Regions from separate parts of the Mus musculus genome. Here region 2 is linked to region 1. The links are chromatin contacts, found by Hi-C or POLR2A ChIA-PET in ENCODE. All regions are on one chromosome and are shown on one strand. The core of a region is the stretch at or near the end of the contact, and the rest is flanking DNA. Distances in the headings are between cores, read along the strand shown. Region 1 overlaps 3110082I17Rik (RIKEN cDNA 3110082I17 gene). Region 2 overlaps 3110082I17Rik (RIKEN cDNA 3110082I17 gene).

Region 1 (6,466 bases), core at 2,718-5,217:
CTCAGTCATTCCAAGAAAGAAGGTCCTACAGAGCTGTGTGTCTGGCACTGGCTACCAGGGCCTCTACTGCCAAGGTCTACAACTAACCTTTGAGGGGTTTTTGTTTATGTTTGAGACAGACTTGCTAAGCTCAAGCTAGCCTTGGACTTTCAATCCTCAGGACATATTCACCAACCTCCTCCACAATTCCAAGAACGTTTGAACAAGATGTTTTTGAGCCCAGTGGATGCTCAAAAACGCTGGGCATTGACTGCCTCCCCAGGACAGCACAAATCCCTATTAAGAGAATATCCCCAGTCATACTGCCCCAGCACAGGTGATGCCCTGGCCAGGGCCAGCAGCTCCTTCTAGCTGTGTGGAGAAGGAGAACATCTCTCTGCCCTGTGAACTTCATTGGGGAAGGACAGTGGGCCCTTGCCCTTCCTCCTACACAGAAGGCCTCTTTTACCCCCATGGGACCCAAGGGAGGGGCAGTGGTGGGGTGCTTGAAGCTGCGGTTTGCTGCAGCACCCACCTTTGTGTGCCTCCTCAGCGCCTGAGGCTTCAAAAACAGTAAGGTTCAACCAGGGCTTCCTGATTAAACCTGGGGAACAAACAAGAGAAGCAGGCCCACGCAGTTGCCCTGGTTCAAGGTTGGTCCTGGGTTTACACACAGCCTGGTGAGGGCAAGGGAGAAAGTGCCGCCTGGAGTCTTTGAGCTGGCAGAAAACACCCACTCACCAGGATGCCCCTGCTTACAGATGGTAGAGTTAAGCCTCCTCACCAGCAACAGGCACAAGCAGGCCAGACTCCCCTTACCAGTGTGGCTCAGAATGCCTGGCCAGGACTCTTCTCAACATCCAGAACTCAGGGAGCCTGAGGCAAGATTGCCCCTAAGGGGACGCTAGCTAGCCTGGGCTTTATAATTCCAGGTCAGCTTACCAGCTAACCTACACACACACACACACACACAGGCTGTGCCCTGTCATGGACACCAGGCAGTCTTGAATTTAGCTACCAAGGCTGTTGGGAGATGGTCCAGTTTTCTTCTCAATCTCCAGAGTCACCCAGCAAGCCTTGCCTGTTAGCATGGGACAGAGGCTGCCTGCTCCGCCAGCCCTGGATCAGTGCAAACCATGAGTGGTGATGGAGATGTGGGTGGAGGAACCCTCAGGGTGTGCCATTTGGGAGACTGCTGATGCTGCACTGGCCCCAAAGTGTCAGCCTTCCTTGGCTTTGGTAGGGACAGCAAAGAGCTGAGCCCACCATCCATACAAGGACCCTCCGTGGGTGCAGCATTCGCTCAGGCCAGTGTGCATGTTTTATATGCATGCCTGAATGAGCATTACATATGTACCCAGAGTTCAGAAGAGGACTTTGGGCCCTCTGGAGCTACAATTACAAATGATTGAGAGCTACCATGTGGGTGCTGAGAACCAAACCCAGGTCCTCTGTAAGAGCAACAAGTGCTCTAACCCACCGAGCCATCTCCACCCAGCATGTGTGTGCCACACCCTACCTCTCTTTTAAAAAAGAGCTGGAAAAGAGGGCAGCTCTAATCCCGGGACTCCAGAGGCTACAGAGACAGGAGAAGTGCCAGCCTGGGCCACGTACCAAGTTCCTCTTTGAAAACCAGGGGGCTGGAAAGATGGGGGTCTCAGTTTAGAGCACTTGTCCCTCTTCCAGAGGATCCAGTCTCAACACCAGTACCCATGTGACCAAACCATCCCGTTCTCCAATAACTCCAGTTTCAGGGGACCTGACACCCACTTCTGACATCAGAGGGTACCAGGCACACACATGCGTGTACATATATGTGGGCAGAACATCTATGCACATAAGTAAATATTTTAAAAAGTAACAACAACAACGACAAAAAAGAAACAGGAGGTGGAGAGACGGCTGTCAGTCCAGCGCTTGCCCGACAAGCAGGAGGACCGGGGTCAGATCCCATGAGAGCCCCCTGAAAGCTGACTGTGGCGGTGTGTGTTTGGAATCCCACCGCCAATACGCGGTACTAGGATGGGCAAGTGTTCCACGTTGCCTGGGTTATGCAATGCTGGGGCTAGAAGCCAGTGTCTGCATGCTAGGCAAACACTGTACCAACTGAGCCCCAGCCCCAGCTCCCATTGCCTAACTTTGATGTGTCCTTTCTCTCTCTGTCAAATCCCAAACGACAGAGTGATGGCACTGGGATGTGGTTTCTTCAGTGGCTACAGATAGAGACCTCCCTCTACAGTCTCCACAAGGGCCAGCATGATCCCCCTCAGAGATCCAGTGGAAAGGCAGTGTTAGGTTTTGGGGCGGGAGGCATTTCGGGGGAACACTGTGATCGGTCACTGTAGAGCAGTGGTTTTCAGCCTGCCTTCCTGATGCTGCAGTGCTTTGATACATGTTGTGGTGACCCCACCTCCAGAAAATTAATTTGATTAATACTTCCTCACTGTAGTTTTGCTACTATCAAGAACTGTAATGTGACTAGCGGGCGGGGGGTGGCGGGGCGGTCCCATTGGTTGGGGGTTTGTGACCCACAGGTTGAGAACCGCTGCTGGATTAAAAGAGTTGCTGACATGAGCAAGCAGGCAAAGGCTTGGTGGATCCTCCAAGAGTTCAAACCCAGTGCCAGAGACAGCATGGTGGGGTCTCTGAAGAGAGAAGTCAGAGCCCATTTAGCAGAAGTGGGGATCTATTCTTGTAGTTTCTGAAGATGGGGGAAGTTGCATAACAGAGTCTGCCATGTGGCTCATTCCCAGCAGGGGCAGGGGCAGGGACTCAGTTCCCCATGTGAGAGATCCCAGCACCTGGGATTGCATACTGACCTGACCAGGGCCTCATGCACTCAGTCAGCCTGCCTCCCTCTCTCTCTCTCTCCCTCTCCCCCTCCCTCCCCCCCTCTCCCTCCCTCCCCCTCCCTCCCTTTCTCCCTCCCTTTTTCCCTCCCCCTCCCCCTCCCCCTCCCTCTCCCCCCTCCCTCCCTCCCTCCCTCCTTCTCTCCCTCCCCCCCCCCCCCAGAGTTGGGTTCCTGCAGTATCTGTGCTAGCCTCAACAGAGACTGAATTCCACGATTATGATCTTGGTGGCACCTTGTCTCTCTTGTACCAACTCGATCCAGGAACCATGGCTCTCCTTCCTGGAGGACACACAGGCTGCAGAGCCCCCGGAGACTTCAGCCAGTCCTCAGAGCTTGTAGTGTGTGTGATAGGCCTCTCAGCAGGTGTCTGCAGACAGCATCTTTAGACCCTAAGACCAGGATCCTGGCCTGGGGTTGCTGAGGTCATGTCTTATAGACAGTGGGAGGCTAATACCCCCCTCCCCAGATCATCATCTCACTACTCCACTGCCTGTCTTCTCCTTTGATGGACCTTGGCCCTGGTGGCTCTGTGCATCCCCACCCCATGTGGTTGTGGGGTCAGAGGCAGGCCTGCCAGCCCCGGGGGTGGGGGTGGGGTGGTGTAGGGTGGCTGTCTGCTTTTTTTTCCCATTGCTGCAGTTTATACAAACACTCAGCCACACAGCCTCTGGGACTTGGCCAGAGCTAGTCGGAGCTGGTAGCCAGGGCAACCAGACTCCCCTTCTATCCCTGGGCCTAAGTTAACCCCCCAAACTCCTTTCCTTGTCCCCAGAGGGCCCTCAGGCACCCTGCCCAGGATGCCTCCTCAAATTGGGACCTCTCCAGCTGAGGAAATACAGGGTGACTGTGAGGGAGGGAAGCAAGCGTTTGCCTTGGGCCTCAGGAGGAGGCTACCTTGCGGAGGAGAAGGGTGTCCTAATGTAGCCTCTAGAACCCCCGCTGGCCAGCTCCTCTGTGGACTGGGGAGGAACTGCTCTTTTCTGAGCAGACATGGGTGTCAGGTGACCGAATTGTGGGTAAGGCTTCCCTGGGAGGAGGGAGCGCTTCTGTTTGCTGTGTCTTGTTACTCTGCCCTGGGGCTGGAACTAACAGGAACCTGGAATCAGGGGGAGCTCGCCCTTCCTGGAAAGGCTCGGGTGGCGTGCTTGGGTTCCTCACCATGTCCCCACACCCTTTCCGGGTTTCCAGCTACATCGGAATCAACACTGGTTCTGCTTTTTCCAGGAAAGACAAAGTGGGCTGACCGTGCTGGGCCCTGCTGAACGCCTCCCTCCGTGGTGCTGTCCACCACTTTGCTCCTCTGAGAGGGAGGGAGAGGGCAGGTTGTGGGCTTCCTGGGCAAGATGCCTCCAGAAGTGCTGCTTCACAAGGCCAGAGCCCCACCATAGCCGAGGTCCCACTCTACAGGGTCTTCACTGAGAGGTGTCCCTAGCAATGGAGACCATGTCAGCCCCCACCTGGGTCTTCAGGACTGGCTGGAGCCAACAGCCAAGAACTGTTCCAGAAAAGAACAGACAAGATGTCCATGGGGCTGCTGCCCTCTAATGGCTGCTGTGGGTACTGCACAAGGCTCAGGAAACCATGAAGGAATGGGACTGTGGTCCGTCCACTTGAAACCTGTCAGGTAGATCAGCCTCTGAGCTGTGAATAGAAGAGTGGGTGAGCAGTGTTTTGTCTTAGAGCCATACCCACGCCCAGCTTGACAGCCTGTCCTTGTCTTTCAGGTGCAGGAGGCCAGCCCTGAGTTGTCCCCAGAGGAGAGGAGAGTCTTGGAAAGGAAACTGAAGAAGGAACGGAAGAAGGAAGAGAAGAAACGGCTGAGGGAGGCGGGCATCGCTGCTACACAGACTGCCAAGGTTCAGACGCTGCCAGCCAAGCCCTCGGCTGCCACCCTGGCTCTGGAGTACCTCCAAGGGTAAGCACTATTGTGCTGAATCCAGTACATCCTGCCACTGCCCATGGCACTGGGTAGAAGCTGGTCCATTGTAGCAGGGGTAAGAGTGGTCCAGCCCAGGTACTGGGGAGGCCCCTGCCTGCCCAGCTCTGTATCCACAGAACTGCCTGCAAGCACATCCCCTCTTCTCTTTACCCTGTGGAGGTGTCCTGTGGCTACTGTGTGTCCAGACGCACCCCACTCATGACTGAGCACTGAAGACAGGCATTCTAGGTGGCATGATGACCCAGCCCTAAACCACAGGAGACTGCAGACTGTGACAAACCTTCAACTAGGGCTCTTCCTAGGTGTTTTGTTTTTAAGATTTCTTTTGGAGCTGGAGAGATGGCTCAATGGTTAAGAACACTGGTTGTTCTCCCAGAGGATCTGGGTTCAATTCCCAGCATCCACATGGCAGCTCACAATTTGATGCCCTCTTCTGGCCTCAGCAGGCACAGTTAAGAATAACTAAAAATATTTAAAGCAAAAAAAAAAAAAAAAAAAGAAGAAGAAGAAGAAGAATACAAAAATGTTTTTAGGCAGGGTTTCTCTGTGTAGCCCTGGCTGTCCTGGAACTCACTTTGTAGACCAGGCTGGCCTCGAACTCAGAGATCCGCCTGCCTCTGCCTCCCGAGTGCTGGGATTAAAGATGTGTGCCATCAATCATAGCAGGCAACCTTATTTTTAATTCTGTGTGCATGTACATATGAACACGCATATCTCTAGAGAGTGCTCAGGCTCAGCACCCTCCATGCAGGAGGCAGAGGCCACAGTGGAGAGAGCAGCCTGTCTCCCAGTTAGATCAGCTTTTAGGCAGATCAAGGGGACCCAGATGCAACCTTGTGGAAAGGTGCTTTGGCAGGAGCTGTAGAGGCAGAGGGCTGTCCTTCACCCCAAAGCTGGGGCCGTAGCAGAATTCCTTGCCACTGGATGAGCTAGAGAGTGGCCTTCTGTTAGAACCAGTGTTCCTCCCGGCCCTGCTGTCCGGTGCCCGTGGCACATGAGGATCACTTAAAGCAGGTAAAGGTTCAGGAAGGGGCGTGGAGATTCCCACCCACAGGCTCATAAGCCAAAACAAGCCTCAGTCCCAGAGTGCTCTGGAAGACCACAGAGGCCAGTGGGCCTTAGCACAGTACCTTCTGGGAATCAGATCAAGTACGGTGCGGCAACTCCTTCATTGTAGGCTGGGTAATGTCTCTGTCAGGACTGTAGCCCGGGCCCAGGTGGCAGTTGAAGCCTTGCACTTCATCCCAAGCCCTGAGTGTGCTTGGGCTCCGTTCTTCTGGATTCTCTACCATTGTATCCAGAGAGGGGATGGCACAGCCTCACTCTTTACCGGGCGTGGCTGAGAACTTGGGGAGACCTAAGGGTATCTGCCAAATGGCCACTTGCTTCACACCCTGAATCCCACTGGGCTCAGAACTAGCCCTGCCCTGCCATTTCAGGTATTTGGGGTATGGCCTGAGTGCCCTGGTCTATATGTAACCTCTAGCTGACCTTCCCAGCCTGTTGTCCTGCCTCTGCATCCTCCTGCCCTGGAGAAATCACTCTCAGGGTCTTGGGATGTGTGAGGGCAATGGAAGGATGTGTGGTGTGGGGACCTGGAAACAGGACACAGAAAATGTAGCCCTTGACTGTCCTTGGGGTCCTCACACAACAGGAGACCCTCCTTGGACTCGGTTTAAGTAGAGAGTTCAGCTCAA
Region 2 (6,464 bases), core at 2,437-4,936, 45 kb before region 1:
CAGTTTTGACCTTTGTAGGGACCTTGCTCTAGAAACCGGGGTGGCGTATTTGGAGGCTGGGATGTTGTGGGAGCTCCCTGGGGTAGCTAGACCTCCTGCCCTATTGGCTAGAAATGACATAATAGCTGTAAATTCCTGGGCAGGGCTTTAAATAAGGATACTGACAGCCCCAGTACTCCGCCAGGCCATCTTTGGTAAATGAAATAATCTTGTTTCCATACAAATGGCCCCTTCCTCCCTTTAAAATTTAACTAAATAGTAGTGGAGACCAGGAAATAGTGTTGCTGTTTATTCAAAGGAAATTGAGGGCGATAAAAGTGGAGCCATAATTTTAATGGGGTTCCTGAAGGCTGATCTCGCTCCAAAGCCAGCTTTTTGTTTGCTCTGAAGAGAGTCCACATGTCTGGGTGGTGTGTGTGTTTGTGTGTGTGCACATGCATGCATGTGTTGGCCTGGACTGGCTGGTGCATACCTGCATGTTGTACCTGCTCTGTGCTCAAACTGAGGCTCTGCGTGTGCATGTGGTAGTTTAAATGAGGTGTCCCCCACGGAGTCAGACATCTGAATACTGGCTTCCTAGCTGGTGATGCTGTTTGGAGAGGTTTAGGAGTTATGGCCTTGCTGGTGGAAGTGTGTCACTGAGGGCTCACCTTGAGGTTATAGAGCCTCCCTCTCCCTCTGCCTCTGCCTCTTCTCATGTTTGTGCTGCTCGCTGCCATGCCTCCCACCATGGCTGTATGAAGAATCTGTATTTCTCTACAGTAACAAAAGCCAAAGGCTACAACAGCTGTTGCATATAGAAACCATGGAGGGAGATCCTGCTTCACCTGTAGACAGGTTCCCGACCAGAGAGATGAGACAGGAGGGGGGGGGGGATGGGCAGGGAAGAGCTCTGTGCATAGAGGAGAGTGGACAAGGGCCAGGGGTCTCCTCCCAGCATGACTGGTGGGCAGGAGTGCACGGAGCTGGGAATGTTTTACACTGTGCCCATGTGTGGGTGGCTGTGCGTGCATGTGCCTGCGAAGGCAGAGGGGACTAGGGGCGTTGTTCCCTGGAACTGGGCTTATTCTGGTCCTCTGTAAAAGCAACTGAGCACTCCTAATCCTTTCTTTGATATTAAATAAAGTTCTTTGCTTTTATAATTTTTTATCATGTAATTTTTGAATTATTGTCACTTTTATCTTATGCGCCTGCTTGTTTTACCTGCATGGATGCCTGTATACTACATGTGTGGTTGGTGCCCACTGATGTCAGAAGAGGGTGTCGGATACACAGGGACTTAAGTTACAAACGGTTGTGAGCCACCAAGTGGGTGCTGGGAATTGAACCAAGATCCTCTGGAAGAGTGGCCAGTGCTCCTAAGCCACCGAGCCATCTCTCCAATCCCTATAAAAATTTTTTTAAACTAATTTTTAGCATTTCACAATGCGCACTACTCTAGATTCAGGAGTCCAGGCTAGCCCCTGTCTGTTCACAGGCCTCTTGGGTTCTAGGCTTTAAGGACCTGCCACAGTCATCTGGTCATGCACTGTACCTTGCCATCCTGTCCACCCTGTCATCTTCAGACCCAGAGGACAGTTCTCTCTGAGTGTCCCAAGTAGCAGGAAGGTTGACTGATGAGTCGGAGGTGTGCTCAGTTGTTTACCGTGCCACCGCTACCACCAGCAGCCAGCCCTTGCTACTCCCCGTGGGCCTGCAGGAGCGCTTCTCATGGTATCTGTCTCTTTCAGTCTGAAAAGACACAGCAGTGGCTGTGATGGCTTCCAGCTGCCAGTGCTTAAGAAGCCAACGGTGTGGAAATGAAGAGTCATGGCCAGCCCGGGGGGGGGGGGTGCAATTTCAAGTCTGTCTTGTCAGGTGGAATGGGAAGTCATCTTGTGATCTCTGACCACGGTCAGGGAGCAGAGCTGCTGCTCTACCTCTGCAGCCGCTCCATGCCTCGTGCGTGGTGTGCCGCTGGGCACTGTGTCTGTGGACATTGATCACCAAGGGCCCTTCTGGCTTGCAGCCGTCAGCTCTGCCTCCAGTTTCCGGGCGGTGGACTAGGATGGTGCTCCTCACCACAGGCTGTGTGATTCTGTCCATAGGGAAAAAGGCTGCAGGCTGCCACTCAGGCTGGAGGGGCCTTGCTTAGGTCCCAAGTGCTCTAGCCAGGGCATCTTCTGGCACCATCTGGGCCTGCACAGGGCCTTCATCATCTCAGTTCTCAGATCTCAGTATTCTATGTACTGGGTACCAGTGCCCCTTCCCTGCCGGGAATGTGAGAGCAAGTAATTGTCTCCTGAGGGGCGGACACTGGTGCTGCACAGCCACACTTGGGGCTCTGCTCCCTGTACCCAGCCTGCCCAAGTTGAGGATTTCACCAGAGTGCCACCCGTGCTTTTGTCCTTCAGAGCGGGTGGAAACCCATGCAGACTAGATGAGCTTGTCTTCCTCCTGATCCTCGGAGCTCTGTCCTAAAGAGGCCAGCTAGGGAAGGAGCAGCCAAGAGCTTTCTGTGCACAGCACACCCTGGCACACCTTACTGCCCTACTACCATCTGCCATCCTGTCTTTGTTGAGGTTCGGAGGGTCCAGCCATTCTTGGGAGCCCAAGGTCACGTGCTTTCAGTCCTAGCAAGCACCTACCAATATGTTGGATCTGACAAAACCACTGAAGCCCTCTACTGCCAAACCTTCCGCAATCTGCTCTTCAGTGCCCAGCCTTCTCCTGGCACCCTGTGTCCTGGGTTCTCTGTAGCCTGAACAGTTCCTCAAGTCCTCTTCCTCTGTAGTCCACCTCAGGCGGGATGGAGAGATGGGGAGAGAGGCAGCAGGGCTGCAGAGGGAAGCCAGCCTGAGCTCGGGTCCCAGTGTTCTCCCACTGGGTAACGCACGCACTAGTCCTCTGGAGTATGTCTGTCTGCCAGCACTTGCATCTCAGTTCATATGCGCACTAGGACAGCCTGAGTTGGTTTGCCTGGCTCAGCCTGGGAGTTAGTACCACGGAGACCTGAGCCCAGGGTCAGCCTGAGAACTCGAAGCTCTTCCCCAAGTCTGTTTGAAAGACTCTGTAGAAAGGATACATACTCTTCTTGACAGGCACCACCTTGACTCTGGTCACAGCCCTCACTCAACACAGCTCCCTCACTTACCGAACTTGACACCCAGCCTCAACAGCCATTTATCTGCTTTATCTTTTGCAACTTGGACACATCCAGAGTAGCACATGGTCTCTGTGGAAGCCTTAGGTCTTGCGTTCTTATACACAGGAGGTGTCTGCCTCCCTGCCACTGTGTGTCCTTGTCGTCCCTGCCTGCCCCACTAGGACTTCTTCCTGTCACTAAGAGGTGCACACAGTGTTAGACAGCAGCTCTCACACAGCTGATTTCCGCTCTCTTTCATTTTTTTTGGGGGGGGGGGCACATATCTGAGAGTGGCATAGCTAGTTCCAGGGTCACCTGAGGTCACCAGTTTTCCAGGGTGGCTGGACCATCTTACTCTCCGACCACAACCCAGTCCGACTTCTTAAAAAACCTAGAGCACCACAGAAGAGAGCCAGAAGTCCATGGATGCATTACAGGCTGAGAACCTGTGGCCTCTCGACCCTGCAGAAGGGCCGCCAAGGTCAGCTCTGTGTCCCTTGGGAGCTCCCCAAGGCTAGTGTCTGAGAATGCTGTGTTCCTGCAGTGGCTCTTGGCCACCACTCTGTAAATAGCCCTTCAGAATGGTTCCTGGAAGTGGACCCCTCACCCAACACTGCTTAGGTGGGGAGAAGACAGTTCACAAAGCCCATAGCTTTTCTAAAAACCAGGAGAGAGCTTACCAAGCCCTTTCCACATGGGCACAATGCTCTTACAGACAGCTCCTTTCAAGTCACACTTATTGTTACAGATCTTTCCAGCAAGGCTCATACATTGTTTTCAAACAACACAGAAATGACATGAATGTGTGAGATTCTTTTGTGTGATCCACAGGTGGCACGGGTGGCCTTACATGTGTGTAGTACAGTAGGCAAAGTGGCCTTGGCATCCTAGGAGGACTTCCTGGCTCCCCACTACCTTCACAGGTTTACTGTGGTGCCCCACAGACTGCCAGCCCAGGGAGAGGAGGCCTGCGAATATGTCGTACAAGGGATCAGAGGTGGACAGCGGATTGAGGAACGAAGTCCAAAGCTAGTACCCGGAAGATCAGAGCTGCCCTGAGAGATGGTTCCTGTGTCTGACCCGCTGTTTTCCACCCGGCGGGCCCCACCCTGCTCCATCCCTCAGCTGTCTGCTCCTTTTGGCAGGACTCAGCCATTCTAGCGCCTCTGGCCTCCGCTCTGTAAATGTTTCCATTGCAGTCTCCTGTCCTGTAGCCTGGGGCAGCGCCACTGTGAGTCACCCTGTCTGTTTCACACACGTGGCCTGGTGCCCTGCTCCAGCCCCTGTCCAACCCTACACAGAGCTGTAACCTTGAAGGGGAGCTTGAACTGACACCACAGTAGTGTGCAGGGCCAGCAAGGGACCACCAGCCTCTGACCCCCCCACCCCCAGCCCAGGGATCTGGAAAGGCAGCGCACGACTCATGGACTGTCACAATGAGCAGCAGGGATAGCCTGACTGTCCTTGTTTGTCCTTTTGGTCCCAAGGCTGTTTCTGTGTTTTTAGAAACAGAAAAATTACCTTCATTAAGATAAGGATAAAAGCAGTCTCTTGTTTGTTTTTCTCGAAACTTCCAGATATGGTGCATATGCCTTTTGTGTCCTGTAGATGTGTATGCACGTGTGTACATACCAGACACATGAACATGCTGACATGCATGCACATGTGTGTATAACCAGGCACATACCAACACACAAGTGTACATGTGCACATACATAGGTAGATATGCATCTTGATACACAGAAACAAAAACATGCATGTACCAGGTACACCCTGACATGAACATATGTGCACACCAGGCACATGAACAGGCAAACATACATTCACATGTATGTACACATAGATTCACACTAGACACATCTTTACAAACGTGCACACACCAACATAAGCTGTGTATACATGTGCACATGTACACACAGACACTGGCCTCTAGGAGCTCCACATTCTTCCGGTCCCCGTGTGCGATGGGCCAGACTAGCACTCTAGTCCAGTGACCAGTGGCCTAGCTGGGCAGACTGCCTGGCCTCACACAGGCTTCCTGCTTCCTGCAGAGTGGTTGCTCTCTGGGCCCATGGGTAAGAAGCAGAAGTAGAACCTCCTGTGGCGTCAGACCAAGGCCCTGGGCCTCCTAGCATCCCCCTCAGCCTTCGTTCCGGGAGACCTAGCACACTTCCTTCCCTGGCAGCATGTGTGTGTGTGGGGGGGGGGGGAGGGCTCTGTGATTGTTTAATAAGGCCTGAGTGTTCCCAGCGTCCTCCATGAGCACCGGAGCTGAGAGTGGAGGGATGACCCCAGAGAGGGTGAGACCCAGTCCTTGGAGGTTTCCGAATGGCTTAACATGGCTGTGTGTGGCACCTTTCCCACAAGGCTGAGCTTGGGGAGTGCTGAGAAGCAAGCTCGCCCTGAAGTCAGGGCTGGTGGTACTGGCCCTGAGTACTGGAGCTGACCGTCCCTGTCACCAGGTACCATGTGCCACCTGAGGCCCTCAGCTGTCCTGAGATCCAGTAGCCAGGCTAGAGTGAGTGATCCAAGAGATTCCTCCAAAGCAGGATTCACCTGAGATGACAAGCAAGAGGTTGGGCCATCCTGTGCTGGGCCGTCTGGTGGGAAGGGCGGAACTGAAGTCACCAGGAGCGGTGCTCACCATTTTCTGGCTTTCCGTAGACTTGATTCTTTCTGCAGTCTTCATTCACTTACTGTAGTTATGTGAGGATCTGCACAGCCTTCATACTATGGTGTGTGTGTGTGTACGCGCGCTCGAGGGCGGCGGGTGGGGTATGTGTGTGTGTGTGTATGTGTACGCGCGCGTGCGTACTTGCACGCAGGTGGAGGGTGGGGTATGTGGGTGTGTGTGTGTGTGTAGGGGTGTCAGATGATCTTTTTCTGTTCTCACGCTGCAATATCAGGTACCCTAGCAATGGTGGCAACAGTGGGTGGCAAAGTAGTCTGGCCTGGGCCGCGGTGGCAAAGGCTTTTGGCAGGAAATCCTGATGGATTCTCTCTGCAGTCTGCCCTCCGTGGCCCCTCCCTGCTGGCCCTTCCCCCAGCTACAGGTCTTCCTGGCTCTTTTGGCCAGCTGCTTGATGGCACCCTGCCTGAGCTGGGTATGGGCAGGAGCAAGGTTTCTGGTCAGCCAGAGCCAAACAGATGAGCTCCAGAGGAGGGAATAGGAGAGCAGTGGAGCACTTGACCAGAGCAGCTTCCCAGAAGGGCCGAAGGCTTCGCCTTGGCTTCCTGTCTCATCACTCTTTCAGATGGAGCAGATGTCTGTCTCTGGTGGCTCAGTGAGCCATCAGCACTACAGCTGTGCTCACACATGTCTACTGAGGAGGTTTGGGTC

Evidence for each region. Hi-C counts contacts between places; a loop is a spot of excess contacts on that map. ChIA-PET counts read pairs that join two places held with the same protein, here RNA polymerase II (POLR2A).
Region 2: a map of T-helper 17 cell shows a loop between it and region 1 (2.1-fold over the local background). The contact joins two enhancer-like sites. A Hi-C loop is called at or near these places in 7 of 37 maps with a recorded cell type or tissue (Patski, T-helper 1 cell, T-helper 17 cell and 3 more). POLR2A ChIA-PET finds 5 or more read pairs at or near these places in 1 of 5 experiments (Patski).

What each region holds. Positions count from the first base shown.
Region 1 is chr5:139,362,252-139,368,717 of GRCm38, reverse strand. It overlaps 3110082I17Rik (RIKEN cDNA 3110082I17 gene), which reads left to right. Exons shown (of 5, transcript NM_028469.3): 3 at 4,555-4,745. Among named protein-coding and RNA genes, the nearest start is that of Mir339, 4.3 kb to the left of the region's middle. Within about 2 kb of position 3,967, at least 1 of the 3 ENCODE cell types and tissues checked has a DNase peak (open chromatin) inside an H3K27ac peak, as active enhancers do.
Region 2 is chr5:139,407,418-139,413,881 of GRCm38, reverse strand. The region is part of intron 2 of 3110082I17Rik (RIKEN cDNA 3110082I17 gene); the gene reads left to right. All of the region lies in intron 2 of C130050O18Rik (RIKEN cDNA C130050O18 gene), which reads right to left. Among named protein-coding and RNA genes, the nearest start is that of C130050O18Rik, 5.4 kb to the right of the region's middle. Within about 2 kb of position 3,686, at least 1 of the 3 ENCODE cell types and tissues checked has a DNase peak (open chromatin) inside an H3K27ac peak, as active enhancers do.